Regions from separate parts of the Mus musculus genome. Here region 1 is linked to region 2. The links are chromatin loops, found by intact Hi-C in ENCODE. Cell type or tissue: heart. All regions are shown on one strand.

What was found. A loop is a pair of places that touch in the nucleus more often than their neighbours do. Peaks named below come from ENCODE experiments on the same cell type or tissue, not always from the same donor. Only the 100,000 strongest peaks of a DNase experiment are listed, where the experiment ranks them.
Region 1: a loop joins it to region 2, with 8 times the contacts of the local background. A loop is called at or near these places in 8 of 42 quality-filtered maps.

Annotation. Positions count from the first base shown.
Region 1 is chr8:23,105,655-23,113,654 of GRCm38, reverse strand. Ank1 (ankyrin 1, erythroid) reads right to left here. Exons shown (of 44, transcript NM_001110783.3): 18 at 7,525-7,623; 19 at 5,675-5,773; 20 at 5,381-5,479; 21 at 4,315-4,407; 22 at 3,926-3,998; 23 at 3,285-3,308; 24 at 2,199-2,295; 25 at 1,767-1,845. Among named protein-coding and RNA genes, the nearest start is that of Mir486, 33 kb to the left of the region's middle. In heart, CTCF peaks have their summits at 4,198 (motif pointing right) and 6,962; a DNase peak (open chromatin) is centred at 4,194; H3K27ac peaks cover 200 bases; H3K27me3 peaks cover 1,976 bases.
Region 2 is chr8:22,946,762-22,954,761 of GRCm38, reverse strand. No RefSeq gene overlaps it. Among named protein-coding and RNA genes, the nearest start is that of Ank1, 24 kb to the left of the region's middle. In heart, a CTCF peak has its summit at 3,819 (motif pointing left); no DNase peak of the experiment used is centred here.

The DNA.
Region 1 (8,000 bases), 160 kb before region 2:
ATACCCTCCCCCCGCCCTGCTTTCCTACCTACCCACTCCCACTTCTTGGCCCTGGAGTTCCCCTGTAAAGTTTGCAAGACCAAGGGGCCTCTTTTCCCAATGATGGCCGACTAGGCCATCTTCTGCTACATATGCAGCTAGAGACACGAGCTCTGGGGGTACTGGTTAGTTCATATTGTTGTTCCACCTATAGGGTTGCAGACCCCTTCAGCTCCTTGGGTACTTTCTCTAGCTCCTCCATTGGCGGCGTCCCTATGTTCCATCCTATAGATGACTGTGAAGTCTCCTGTCTCTTATCTTACATCCCCAGGACATCCAAACACGCCTGGGTCCTGGAGCTCAGTGGAAGGAACTGCTTCCATGAAATGAACTCTGACCCCTAAAGCAGCACGGCCTCTGCTCACCATCAGGGTCTCTCCCTGCTCTACCATCCTCTGCCTGACAGACATCCCACTCACCTGCCCACCCTCCCCTCCTGCATTCCCTGCCCTTTCCCCTCCTGCATCATCACCTTATGGCTACTTGCCCTATGGTCTGTATGTGTGAGGGGTCTGTGAGGTGAACTGACCCGTCAGGCTCTGTGGAGTTTCCCATTCCTCATCGACATAAGGAGCTTATTCATTGCCTCACAAGACCCCGTGTGTCTCAGTCCACACGCAGAGCGGATAGCAGCTCACAGGGGACAACTGAACCCAGCCCTTATCTGGAGCCCAGGGTAGGCACTCAGTACAAATGCACTGTACACCTCTGAGTAGGTTTATGACTTAAGCAAATAGTTGGGAAGAGATGTGGGGGCTCTGCTTAGCATGTACCAACCCCTGTGTTCTCTCCAGTGGTGGGGAGCAGGGGAGACTGAGGAGTGGGATGGCTACAGAGCAAGACTCACTGCTAGTGCCCTGGGCTTGTTCATGAGGCTTTGACAACATCCAGGGGTAATGTCACAGTAGGGCCAGGACCCCATCTGATTATCTCTCCAACGTGCAGCAACACCAGTGCTGTATTGTAGTGATTCCCTAGCATAGTTTCAGACTCAGATCTCGGTACTGTCTTGGGACTCATATTCCTTCGTGTGCTCAGGGAGGGGATTCAGCCCACCTTGTCAGACCTCAGGGCAGACATGGCCAACCTTCAACACCACCATCACATCAACCCTCTCCTCTCCCGAGAAATGTTCCTGCTCTGGAGAAAGTGCCAATGGTCTAATCTTTGTCGGAGGAGATTGGACTGTAAGAACATATTCTCACCCACTATCTCTAACCTTCTGGACGAATTCAGGTGGAATGCTATGAAGGCACTGACCAGGGTTCTGTCATGAACACAAGTTCTACCGAGAGCAGTGCTCTGGTACCCCTCTGTCAGTGTTGGGGTCTCTGGGGGGTGATGAGGAAAGGAAGGCACAGCCATCCCATCGAGAAAGAGAGAGAGAGGAAGCTGACATGTCAGCCTCATTGCCCAGGCTGCACCACACAGGGAAGGCTTCCTTCCTGGTCCTGCAACTGCATGGCCTGAGCATCTCCCTGCATCACTGCATGCTATGATAGTGTTTCCCTCACCCTGAGTCCCCTTGCTCCCAGAACTCACAGTAGAAACAATGGGTACATCAACTGCATTGAGTTCTACGGGACGCACAGAATCATGGGTCTGAACCTGTTCTGTACATGTCATGATCTTTTATACTTTAGCTCCTACTGTCCCTGGGTCATACAAACGCAATCATGGAATGTCCTCGTTCCCCCTGCGGCGGGAGGAGCCAAGGCTCTCCTTACTTGTTCCTGATCTTCAGATCGGATCACAACGGTCTCAGGTGTGACACAAGGGATCCTTGGGATGGCTGGAGACTCCACCCTATGAAGCAGGAAAATGAGACAGTCAAAGAGCAGAACATTTGAAGCGGACCCTGACGTCATTCCTAAGACACCTGAGTGACAGGCTTCAGCACACTTGTAATGACCTGACTCACTCACCCCTTACATCATCTCAGGTGACAAAACGACTCCCTGATCTACAAGCTGACCCATGTCCCCCTGCACATCTGTCTCTCCCTCCCTAGTCACACCCAGGACTGGCTTTTGCCTAAACCCCTCCATCCCAATGACCCCCAGGGGGCCTGACTTTCACCTACATTTCTACTCCGAGTCCCAGAGCTGCACCTGGCCATCCACAGCCTGATCCTCCCACCCCGACTGAGCCCATCTTACACTTGGTCTAGCTTCGGCACAAAATCCAACAGCTCTTTCTCCTCACCCACATCCCGGGAGTCCCGCCTTTCAGCCTTCGAGCCGACAAGTTCGTCACCTGAAACCCAGGAGCTTGAGTGAGGGGCAGGCTGGAGACAGGAAATCTCTCTTGCTCTCGAAAAGCACCTCTCCCAATCCACCTCTCAATATCTCCTCAAAAGTGGAGGGCACTTTTGGTTTTGGTGCCCCAAGGGCCTGTTAGACATGGCTATCCCCAGTCCTGTTCTTCCAACCCTAAAACCCAGGGTGGCCAGTTCCTAGTTCCTCTGTTTTGCAGGAAAGAAAAACAACAAAGCCAGAAAGGTTTTTTTTGTTGTTGTTGTTGTTGTTGGCTGAGTTCACCCTTACACAATAGCTCTTTCAGAGTGTAAAGCGTTGCCACAAAAAGAGTCACAGCTACAGATAATTATTTTCTCCCCCTCCTAGCCCCCTTCTGGCACTTCTTTATAGACCAGGCTAGCTTTGAACTCAAAGATCTCCTGTTTCTACTTCCTGAATGCTGGGATCAGAAGCATGAACTACACACCCTGCCTAGGTTATAGATCATTCCAATCTGCAATTACAGAGAGGCAAACAGCACAGGACTCAGATCTGTTCCTCCCTTTATTTCCATTCCTACTTCTATACCTTGTAAATTCCTCCTTCTGGATTTATTGTTTGTAGTCGCACCTAAATTGGCAACCTGCACACCCCTTCCTTCCCTTCTTGGCCTGACTAAGAGCAGTGGTTTGGGCCCTGGGCCCCGTCCTGGCTCTCCCACTGCATCCGGAGCCCTGGCCCTGGTGATCTGCAGCCCTGTCCCTGTGACCGGGAGCCAACAAGATGGACATAGAACTGTTCATGCAGGATGAGCACAAACACAGAGGCATGAACACAGATACAGGGGTGGTTTCATGGTGTGCGATCCTGTTTTAGTCAGCTCTGGGCCCTGCGTGGGGCCGGGCCTCGGAGGATGAGAAGCAGGCATGGGTTAGTGAGGAACTTGTGTGCTTATGGTGGGATGTGCTCTGGTGAGAAAGACCACAGGGAACAGAAAGCATTTCATACCCATTATAGATATGTGAGCAGTTCCTGGAAGGCAAAGAAGAGCCAAGTTGAAGCATCAGACCCAGTATAGTGAGAGGCACGTTATTAAGAAGGGGGCATTAGAACTGTCTAGCTGACCGTCATACCACCACCAAATTCTAGACAGAGGGGGCCACAGATCAAGCCCATCCTCGCTATCCTGGGTTCCCTTGATTTGGGGCTTACTTGGGAGTGGGGAGAAAGGAGGTGAAAGATACTCTGGAGATCACAAAGTTGAAACCTTAATCACCCATCACCCAATGGTAATGGAGAAGACTTCAAACTTTCTGCCCCACTAGGTCAGAAGGGCAGCTGACCAGTATGCGTTCTCAGTCTTAAAAACCTGCCTTATTAGTTACTGAAGCTCAAGGAGAACAGCAGCCAGATGTTGCTGCAGCTGTTGCCAGCTCTTGATCAAATGCAATTGTATCAAACCTACCAACTAACTTGCCCATGAAGACTCGAGATCATCTGAAAGGAGTTATTTTGTCAATAGGCAATGTCTGTAAGAAGTGGGTCTCCCTAGCTACATTGTATACTTGTATGTTTAGGCTAGATAGGTTTGAGGGGCTCTGAGGGATGCTTGAGAGAATGGAGCCTGAGTTCATCCACAAAGATTTTACCTTCATCTTCAGACACGTCCAGGATCTCGTCCACCGTCTCAGGGTAGCTCATCCGGTGTTTGTCACTGACTAACTGAAAAGAGAAAGGGCGGGGGCTGGGACCCATAAGGAGCCAGGCACACTTGTTTCTGTCCTGCTACTGCCCCAAATGAGCAGCCAGGAAAGGTGATAGAAAAGATATGTTGCCAAAGAAAGCCAGGCCCAGGAGGCATTTGATCTGGAAGCTCATGCCCAGACTTCCCGTTTCCTCGCCCATTCAATTCTTTGGTCACTAGGTGGCAGTATGCCCCACCTGTAGCTAAACAGTGCCTACCAGGCGGGAGGCATTGACTTTGGGCAGTAACCCTCAGGGCCCATGGCCACAGCTGGGGTAGGGGGTGGAGACCTACCACCACACTGGTTTCATCTGTGACCACCTTGAGCACGTCTGTTACAGAGATGTAGCCCAAACGTTTGGCTATTGCCAGAGGTGTGGTTCCGTTCTAGGACAAAGGAGAGACAAGAGAGAGAGTCAGAGAGGAGAGTCTGTCTCCTGAGCACAGATCCAGTACCCTTGGATTCTTCACAAGCGCCCACAAAGACAGACTGGCCCTTGGAGCCAAGAAGAGGTATGCATAAGTATGTGATCCTTGGGGCCACAGAGATGGGACAAGGCAGGAAGGAGAATAGGACAAACTGTAAGCCCTAGGTGTTGGGTATATGGCCTTGGCATGAGAACAAGGCACCCTCCCCGCTGCCACCTGCCCCCGCTCCCAGGGCAGGCAAGCACTTCGGGGAGGAGCCAGTAAGGAAACCCCAGGATCCAGCTGGCAGAAGAGCTCAGGGAAAATTGCACAGTGCCGAAGCTTTTGTTCTCTGTGAAATCCTTCTCTGCTTGCAGAATGTGACCTGGAGTCCACGTGGCTTCAGCCCTGTGCAGACCCTCAGCAAACACTTCTACAGGCAAGGCTCTACAGCCTTCCAAGCTGGGAACAGCCTTGCAAGGTAACCCTACACACCCCCGCAAGGAGAGCAGGAAATGCATCCTGAAATCACCAAGGCTGCTAGGGGTGTCTTTGAGGCAGGCCCAAAGCACTTAAATTTGCCTACTCCTGTCATAGTGAAGGCAGCTTCAAACACACCAGAGGGTGTGTCAGCAGAAATAGGTACGAGCCAGAGGAGAGGAGGCATGGTGCTGGGAACACTATTCTACGATCACTCCAGTGTCTAAGCCTGGAATATGCAAGGCACACAGCTCTGTGCAGACCCAAGACTGTCAACAACCTATGTAGTTAGGTTGTCCCTACCCCCTGTTTCCTTTTTTCAAAGCTCAGGACTGAGGCAGGGCCTCAGAGTTGCTCTGGTTGATTCCTAAGTGAGCGCCCAGGAGATGTTAGCCTGGGAGCTGGGTGTAAGGTACCTTGGTCTTGGCATTGCCCCTTGATCTGTCTCAAACGGGACCGGGTAGGTACTCACCGAGCTGACCTCATTTGGAGAAGCACCATTCTTCAGGAGCAATGTCACAATGTCTGTGTGTCCTTGTTGAGCTGCCTGGTGCAAGGGGCTGTATCCTAGCTACGAAGGGAGGCAGGCATTTGACAGGGTTGGTTAAGAGTTGCTGGAAAGAACTGCATGCAAACTCCAAAGTCCATCTACTATCCCTCCTGCTCCCCCCCCCACCCCATTTCCTTTTTTCAAAACTTAGGACTGAGGTGGGGTCTTGAGTGGCTCTGGCTGATTCCTAAGTGAGTGCCCAGGGGTGTAAGGTACCTTGGTCTTGGCATTGACATCTGCCTGGTGCTGTAGCAAGAACTTCACCAGCTTGATGTTTCCATAATGACTGGCCACATGGAGCGGGGTGTAACCCATCTGAAAGGCAAGAAATGGGTGTAGGTGGCAAGGCTCCATCAGAGCCATTCTTAAATGGAATCCTTACAGAAGCAACCATCTAAGGGAGGGGAGGAAGCCGTCGGGGAAGGGCGAGGGCTACCATGAGACATGTCACCGATGCTGCTTAGAGAAGGGGCAGGATTTGGCGGCAGACAAGTGGAGGCTGACGTGAACCTGGAAGAAGGGGCTGGGTGGAAAGTTGATAGCCTGGGAGATGAGCAAGGGCAGTTGATGTGAAGCAGAGAGAAGACAGAGTGGGGACCGACGTCCGGCGCAGCTCTTAGAGAGGCTGGGATTGGAGAGAGTTGTACTGGGATCTAAGAAGCATTCTTTTTAGAAGGAGAGGGTAACACACTGGTCTATGCTCAGAGGAGCACTAGACGGACAGACAGCCATGTACTGCCGTGCCAATATTCAACAGCAGCAGACTTGTCTCATCTACAAGAGGGGCGGAGCCTCACTGTAAGCATACAAGTGATGGCTGAGTTACTAGAGTTTGTAGGGACTGACCGTGATCTAAAGTGATGGGTCATGGTTGTCTGTGTGACTATGGGCTCAGTGCTAATTTCCTATTGATTTTCGTTTGTTTATCTTTGGTAGGGATGAACCCAGGTCTCTCACATGCCAGCTCCACGTCCTCCGTGTTCAGACTCTGCTCTGCTCCCTTGGATTACTTGGTGTCCTGCCCAAATGGCTGATAAGCCAGGCCCTCTTTGGTCATGTATGACCCTAGGGAGCCAGCTGAAGATTCCAGAGACCTTCTTAACACAGACCCTATGGGTCAGACCTTTGTGTCCTGGGATGGCTTCGTAATCTATGAGGCAGCTCTAACCTCTAGAACGGGATCCTTTCAGGAAGAACCCCCCAAATTCTGAACTAGGTCCAGGACGCCCTTGGGCTTTAAAGAGATCTTGGCTGAAGCTGTAGGCAGTTCTTGGGGTGTCTTCAGTACAACATCGTAGTAGTGCATCTCTGGAACTGGGGTGCATGTGTGCATGGTGCTGCTGGCGTTACTCTGTTCCTTTCTTGGGGGTTGTTTTTCTTTTTCAGCACTGGGGACGGAACTGAGGGCCTTGTACACAGCTAGGCAAACTCTACATGAGTTACATCCTCAGCCCTGTATCCCGAAACAAAAGGAACCAGTACTTCTTTTCCATGCAGTTCCTTATCCCACCAGCTGGAGGTGCTCTGTTCTCCCTCTGGACTGCCACCTTCTTATTCTGGATGTCTCATTTTGTGACTCCTTCCTGTCACTGGGGACAGATGTGCTTGCCATACACTCACCCTTAAGCCACGACACAGGGCTCTTTGCCACGGCACGTTTGAGAGAAAGTCAAACTCCACCCAACACAGTCTTGGCATAAAAGGGGTTGCACTTCCAAGCAACCCAGAGAAATCCTGGTGTTTTCCCTCGCATGCGTTCTACATGTGTGAGACCAGACTTAATATCCAAGTTCCTATGACAGACTCAAAGATCTAGCAGACTAAAAAAACTCCCAGGTATAGTGATCATGAACGCTGGTGTCTCCAGACTCAGGAGGAAGCAGATCAGTGTTGATCCTCAAGGGTTTGTCTCCATGAAGGAGACAATTTCAAGGTGTGAGGGTATGCCTCTGTGATGTTCTAAGGTTTGGGGTGGGGGGTGGTATGCCTGGGTGGATCGTGTTGGGGAATGCAGCTAAGGGAGAGAGACATCCATTACAGACACAGGCACGGGTTTCATGCCTTACCCGGGTGGTAGCATCCACGGTGACGCCATGTTTGATCAGCACGTCTGCCACTGGAACATGGCCTTCTTGTGACACCAGGTGGAGGGGAGTGAGTCCACTCTAAAAAGAAACAGATGTGCACCAACTTTAAGCCAGGGAAGAATTTCTGTCTGCAGAAACAGAGCAGTGAGGCTTGAATTCCTCAAGTCTACGCAGCTCCATCTAGCTATCTGGCTGGTTATTTAGCAAAAAAATTTCCTATCCTGGGCCTCCTGAGTGTCAGATGGCTATTTTTTTTTTAAATGGTTTTAGAGCTTTGTTGTAGAAAGGCAAGGAGAAAGGAGAGAAGATAGAAAGAGAGAGGCCGGCCATGGCCATGTGGAGAGAGGGTGGAGGGAGAGAGAGAAGGAGGGCTAGAGAGTAAGAAAGGTGAGGGCTTAAAAGAGCCAGGTGGCTAATTTAAGGGAAAGTTCAGGCAGCTATTTTTCTGTTCATGG
Region 2 (8,000 bases):
TAGCATATTATACTTAAAACATGAAGTATATATAACAACAACAACAAAAGTATTGAAAGCAGCAAGAGGAAAAAATGTGCAAGTCACATACACAGGAAAAGCCATCAGAATAACAGCTGACTTCTCAATGGAAACTTTGAAAGCCAGAAGAGCCTAGAGAAAAGCATTCCAAGTCCTCAAAGACTATGACAGTCAACTTAATATATTCCGCAAAACCATCTGCCATGATTGAAAGGAAAAGAAAAATGTATAATGACATAAACAGCCTAAAATAATTATACCCAGTAAACAAACCCAACCTAAGAAAAATACAGGAAGCATTATTTTGGGCTAAAGAGGGGTGAGCATAGCAGAGCGATTGTGGTACTAAATCACAAAATATCACTGAGAACACAAATCACAACACCCAAAATCAATAACAGTGTTCACAACTAACACACACATTTAAATAATAACCGTAAATATTACTGACTTCTGTTCTCCAATCAAAAGACACAGATTGGCTGAATGGATCCACGTTCTGTCTACAAGACACAGTCTGACTGAATGGATCGATCTTCTGCCTACAAGAAACACAGCTTAGTTTTTTAAAGATAGACAACATCTTAGAGTAAAAGAATGGGCAAAAGTGCCTCAGTCAAATGGGACCAGGAACCAGGCAGGTTAAGATCCTAAGATCTGACAAAATAGATTTCAAACTAAATATAATCAGAAGAGGTAAAGAAGGGGACTTCATTCTAATCACGGGGACAGTTACCCAAGAAGATGTTACTATCCTAAACATAGATTCCCCAAACTCAGGGACACCTAGCTTCATGAAAAGTCTACTACTAGAATCAAAGACCCCAACTATCACCAATCCACTAATAGTAGGTGGTTCATCCCAATAGACAGGTTATCAAAATAAATAAATAAATAAGCAGAGGGCTATCAGAATTAACTGACATCATACATCAAATGGACTTAGCAGATATCTACATATTATTATATCCAAACACCAGACCATATACATTCTACTCAGCAGCATATGGAAGCTTTTCTAAAACAGATCACATCCTGGGACACAAAATAAATATTTATAAATTCAAAAAGGCTGAAATCACTCCTTGTATCCCATCAGATCACAATGCACTAACCTTAAAATTGACCACCTCTGGTAAATACGCAAGATCATGGAGATTAGACAACTCATTACGAAACACTGAATGGGTCAAAGGAGAAATCAAGACAGCATTTTCTAAAACTTCCTGGAACTAAATGAAAATGAGAACACATTACCGCAAAAATGTCTGAGACATGTGGGAAGCAGTCCTGTGAGGAGAACTAATAGCTTGAAGCTCCTACAGTAGAACTTAAGAAAAAGCACAGACAAGAGGGTTAGGAATGCAACTGATAAACTGGAAAACCAGGAACAAACCAAACCCAAATCCATCCAACAGCAAGAAGTAAGAAAAACCAGAGCTTCAATCAATGAAGCAGAAACAAAGAAAACAGTACAAAGAATTAACAGATCTACGAGCTGTGTTTGTTTGTTTGTTTGTTTGTTTGTTTGTTTGTTTGTTTTTGAGAAGTCAAACAAAATTGACAGACTCTTGGCCCAACTAACCAAAAGACAGAAATACCCCAAGTTAAACGAACTAGAAATAAACAGGGAAACATTACAACAGTCACTGTGGAGAATTCTCAAAAAAGCTATACTAAATCTACCATTTGCCCAGATCAAGCCCTCCTTGGCATATGCCAAGTGTCCTGCATCATACTCCAACAGATCAGCCATGTTCACTGTTGCTCTAGTCACAGTAGCTAGGAAATTGAAGCGACCTAGTGTCCTTCAACGGATGAGGACACAATGAAAACGTGGCCCATGCTACTCCCGTGTTAAGAAATGAAACCATGACTTTTGCAGGTAAATGAATGGAACTGGAAAACATATTGAGCGAGGCAACCCAAACCCAGAGAGACAAACGCTGCGTGTTTTCTCTTGTTGGAAGTACCTCGCTCCAGATCTTCAGACGTGAGTACTTGGCCTGGAGTGACAGAAACAGGAAACTACACTGGACCACTGCTGGGATAGTGGATGGGGGTCATCTGGAGGGGAGTGGCGGGCGTGGTACAAGTGATCTGATCCATAAGATGGAAAAGGGGGGCTATGCCTCACTCGGCTCTCCTCAGAGGGGCTTCTTCTGCAATAGATGGAATTTCATGCAGAGACCTGTAACTGAACAGTGCACAAAGAAGCTGACACTTTGGAGCACTCAGTCCCAAGTGGGATGTCTATCAAACTCCTCCGTAGACTCAGGATCTATGGGAAAGAGGAGGCAGAAAAACTGTAAGAGCCAGAGGTGATGGGGAGTCCAAGGAAACAGTGTCTTCCAGACACAGCAGGACTGGTGCACACATGAACTTACAGAGACCGTGGTACCGTGCACAAGGCCTGGAGAGGTTCAAGCTAGATGAGGTTCCGGCACTGAGAGGAGGAATGGGTACAGGACCCTACATCTAACCAAGAAGCCATCTGATACTGATACCAGCTGGCAACGGAAAAACCAGCTTCGTTCAATGGAGTCTCAACTGGGTGTATCATCCACACTCCGGGGCAGGCCCTACGCTCAGGAATTCATTTTGTGTTGGCATGTTTTGGTTTGGTTTGGTTTTTTTCTAGGCTGCATGTTTCATTTCATTTAGTTTTGCCATTGTCTATTAGTCCTTTGCTTATTTGTTTTGACTTTTTATGTTGAGATTTGTTTCTGTGAGTTTGTTTGTTTGTTTGTTTGTTGGGGGAGAGAAAGAAAGAAAAAGAAGAAGAAGAAGAGAGAGAGAGAGGAGGAGGAGGAGAAGGAAGAGGAGGAGGAGGAGGAGGAGGAGGAGGAGGAGAAGAAGAAGAAGAAGAAGAAGAAGAAGAAGAAGAAGAAGAAGAAGAAGAAGAAAGAGAGAGAGAGAGAGAGAGAGAGAGAGAGAGAGAGAGAGAGAGAGAGAATGTGAGCATTAAGTTAGGTAGGTAGGGACCTGGGAGGAAATGAGGGAAGGAATTCATAATCAAAATATATTATATAAAAACAATTACTTTTCTTAAAAAGGGAGAGAAATGAACTGTGTATAGTGTCCTTCCCTGGCTGCAGACACAGTGACCAGCTGTTTACAGCTGCCACAGCTAGGGGTGCTCATTATCATGTGTTCCCTGCCTCCCAACTGAGCGGACAGAACCTGTTCCTTCCTTGCTCCCCTTTCATCAAGTATTTTGACACAGCAGAGTGCAGTAAGTAATATGAGCCCTCCCTCCAGAAGGACTATGTGCTAAAGTCTTAGCTGTCAACCTGAGGTGATCCTGAGAGGTAACAAAACCTTCAAAGGGTGGGCCTACTTCCAGGAAGTTGGGTCACTGTGGGGGCTTTTGAAGATAATGTTGGTGCCCCAGACACTTCCTTTCCTTCTTTGCTTCCAGTTGCCATGAGGCGAGCAACCTTAGCCCGTCATACAATTGTCATAATGATGTGAGTTGCTACCTTGCCACAAACACAAAACAAAACAGGGCCAGATGATCATGGTGGGAGTCTCTGAAATCATGAAATCATAAGCCCTTTATCCTTATAACTTTATTTATAACAAATATTTTTATAATCATGGACCTGATTAAAATAAACGTGTTTCCTTTGCAAGTCAGCATTGAGAGACTAAGAGGACAAGCCACAGACTTAGAGACAACATCCGAGGAGAGCATGGGAGGGGCAGGAGACATGGCTCAGAAGTCACCCGCGTTCTCTCCCCAGCACCAACCATTTGGAATTCTAGTTTCAGAGGATCTGATGCCCTCATCTGGTCTCCACTGGCCCTGCACACACAGGCACATGCAGGCAAAAACACCCATAACAGTAAATAAGATGTCAGCAGCAGCAACAACAACAACAACACAGACTTACCATGCCTGTGCCTACTGCACATCAGGACCAAGAACCCCAGGGTAGCCTCCAGTATGCAGCATGTCTGTGCTACTTCAGACTTTGTCTTAGGAAGTCAAACAACCAAAACATATCTGGTAAGGGCCGGTCACCCTTAAGTAATCTATGAGCATCAAGTATGCAAAAGGTGCTTAAAACTTGATTAAAAAACAAACAAAATACAAACAACAAAGCAAATTTTAATATGAGCAAGAGACATAGACAGGCATCACAGAAGATGCAATAATCCTATGGAAGAGGGCATCACAGCCTCTGCCATTGGAGACTCCAGTTAGGACAGCAAGGCACAGAAGATACAATAATCCTACGGAAGAGCACACCATAGATAGCCTCCGCCATTGGAGACTCCAGTTAGGACAGCAAGGCACCACTGCACACTCACTATGTCTGGGCAACACAAGTGTTGCTGGGGATGTGGACCACAGGAGCACAGCCAGCTTAGAAAACAGCTTGGCAGCCTCCTCCAAATTCCTTACAAGTTTATCTTCCACAAAAGCAGTCAATATGATGTAAGGACCCAGAAATACATCAAGCTCATATGTTCTCTTACTATAAAACACCATCAGCTTCTCCCCTCGATATGGACTCAAAGATTAAAAATGCATGTCCATGAAAGCATGCAAAGGGATCTTTAGAGCAGCTGTAAACACTGGGAGGAACAAGGGCCACCTACCTCCTCCAGGTGTGACAGGTAAACTGTGAGCATCCAGACTACTGTCAGCTGTAAACACTGGGAGGAACAAGGGGCCACCTACCTCCTCCAGGTGTGACAGGTAAACTGTGAGCATCCAGACTGCGGAAGGTCATTTTCCCTAAAAGAATAAGGCTCTCTAACCATGAAAAGTCATGACAGGAGTTAGGAACATAGTACCTGAAAGAAATCCTCCTGAAAGGACCACATGAGATTCCAAGTAGATGACTTTCTAGAAAAACAAACCAACTGTGGGGTTACTGAAGAAAAGAGCGACTACTAGGAATTAGCGCGGAGAAGACACTGGGAGGTGCTGAGACTGGTGTGTATGATAGAACGCTGGATACACGCAGTTATGAACTGTGAACCGCACAGGGCATAGACTCAGTGTGATGGTCTGTGCTGGCTGTAGATCCATCAGTTATGGTGGGAGGTGTCAAGGAAGAGAGGTTGCACATGTGTGGGGGCGGGGCTTTGAACTTAGGTTTGAATTCTAGGAACCTTAAACTGCAACCACTAAAAATCACTAAACAGACAAACCGACCTATCACTGTGACTATGGGTATTTTTTTTCTTTCACTACACTTCTTTGTAATTTTGTGTAGTATATTTTGGACTTATGTTAATAGAATTATATGAGTTTAGATTTCCATATCTTCTTCACAAAGTAAAACTTTTACCATTATTAAGTAGTATCTTTATCTTAATAGTGCTTCTTTGCCATAAACTGTCTTGTCTCAGATTGACGTAGCTGTGTCAAATTCCCTTCATTAGTAATCTTCCAATATAGTTTTGTTCCTCAACATTTTGGAGTTTTTAAAAGATTTTATTGCCTTGTTTTCAAACAGCATCTAGTATTCTTTTAGGGTTTCTTTCCCTAGTTACCTGTAGCTTTTCAACGGAAGTTCTAGTCCATTTACAAATAAATTAATTATTGGTGTATTTACACCTATGCTTATTATGAATTTTCAACTACTTGGCTTGGTCTCTCATGTTTCCTTATTTTGGACTTCATAGTTACATTTTATCATTTTATATCCCCATTACTTGGAAATTAGGTACCCTGTCTGCATTCATTTATATTTTACCTATTTACCCTAGAACTTAGAACATGTATTTTTAACTGCTCCATAGCTAAGATTAATCATCAGTATGATGTAGAGATGCTTCAACTTCATTCATCTTCTACCACTGAGATTATCATGTGCTACCATAGAATACAATATTCCATTCAGCTCTTTCTTACACAGCCCAGGCCCATATGCCCAGAGGTGGCACTGTCCCCAGTGGGTTAGGCTCTGCTACATCAGTTAGCAACCAAGAAAACTGCACAGGCTTGCCCACAGGCCAATCTGACAGAGGCAATTGTTCAACCAAGGCTCCTTCTTCCTGAGTGTGTCAAGTTGACCTCCAAGACTAGCCATCAGAGCATGTGTGTATAATCATATTTCACACATACATTGTATTCCCATATACTACTGGTTTACAATTAGAAAAGTGGAGGTTGGCAAGAGGGCTTAGCAGGTACACACACACACACACACAGAGAGACAGAGAGACAGTGACAGAGAGACAGAGACAGAGATAGACAGAGGAGTGAGAAAAAATAAAATGTAATAATAAAAATTTAAAAATTTAATTAGAAAAATAGTAGCAGTATTTTGGCTATACCAACAGATCCTAGGAGAAAAAAAGCCAGGAGAAAAATTGCTGAACTCAAACTCCTGGGAAGCTGGGAACCAGATGGGTTCTTTCACACAGCTGAGCCAGGCCTGTCTCCACCACTTCTTTTACCACTGGGCTAAGTAAGGTCTAACCCAGTTATGCCACAAAAGATAAGATTCAGAGATTCCACACAGAAGTTGACAAAAAATAGTGGTGAAAATCAAAGCTATCTTCAGGGCCAACATTCTCAGTGAGTGGAAGAATCAATCCTGTCACAATGTCATCAAACTATTGTTAGGATAAATGTAATCACAAAATCCCGACAGGATCGTCTAACAGTCTGAGAAGCTAATTATAAAACGATGAGCATATATGGCAAACCTAGAAGAATCTATCACCCTGAAGAAGAAAAATAGGAAGTCCTGTTTGATGTAATATGAAGATTTAAGAGCTACACTTAAGACAAGGTACACATATAGATCAATGACAAACTAGATATTCCAGAAATTGACTAAGATACATATGGACATGTTTCACAGTGAAAAATGAATAAATGTTCTGGGAACTGTGTATATGCATGGGAAAAGTAAAGCTGGCCACATCATAGATCATGAGCAAGATTAATTTCCGTGTTAAAGATCTAACTATGTAAACCAAACCATGATGCTGTTAGAAATGATAAGAGATACAAAATAACCTCCGAGTAGGGAGAGTCTGAGAGAGGGAGTATGGATTGTGTGAGGTAAAACTGGAAGATTTTAGGCCAGTCAAATGGCAGCTCTCCCCTAGTTCTGTCTTCCCTTTAGGAGACTCTCTTCCTTGCACACCATTAGCCTCTGCTGGGCACACTTAGCTTTGTAGCCTGTGAGCTAAGCAGGTCTCTCACACTCCTGAGTTCATGCACTCTGGATGGCTAATAATATAGACAAGGGGTGTCTTCCAGCTGTGCTGGGAGTTCAGGAGGCAAACCCAACCCTGAGTCTTCAAAGCCAGCATTCAACACTCTCTGCTGTAGATGTCAAGAACTTACTTGGAGTTTGAAGCTTTTAGAAATATACCTGTTATGTCTACAATTGTGCAGCAGGGGATCCAAGTAGGGTTAAATAGAGCAGTATCATTTGTAATAACCTAACAGGAAAGAGCCTAAATATTGGTTAACTTTAGAATATATACATTTTTGTGTAGTCATGGGATAAAATATTGCACCATGAGAGCAGTGAGCTACAGAGGCATCACACACCTTAAATCTCTTTAAGAGTTGAGGGATGCCACATGCAAACATGTATATGATATCATCTATAAAGTTCAAAACAGTACAATAAAGCAAAACTATGGTGACTGTGACTGCACAAGGTTATGAAATAGTGCATATGTGCCTATGTGTCTGCAACTACCTTTGGTTGGTAGGGAAGGCTGGGATGAAAAGGGGGTCTTCCAGGTCAAGGTGGAGAACTACTAGGCTATTCTTGTTTGAAAACCTAATTTATCTTCACAGATACTTTATACATGGCTATACATGGTTTGGATTTTTTTCTATATATACTTTATTTGCAATTGAAAAGGCTTAATTAAGAAAGACATGGGGGTGGGCACTGCTGTAGAGTTGGCTCAGATGCTAAGAACAAGCTGCCTGCTCTTCCAGAGGACTCAGGTTTGATTCCTAGCACCCACTCACAAGGTGGCTCACA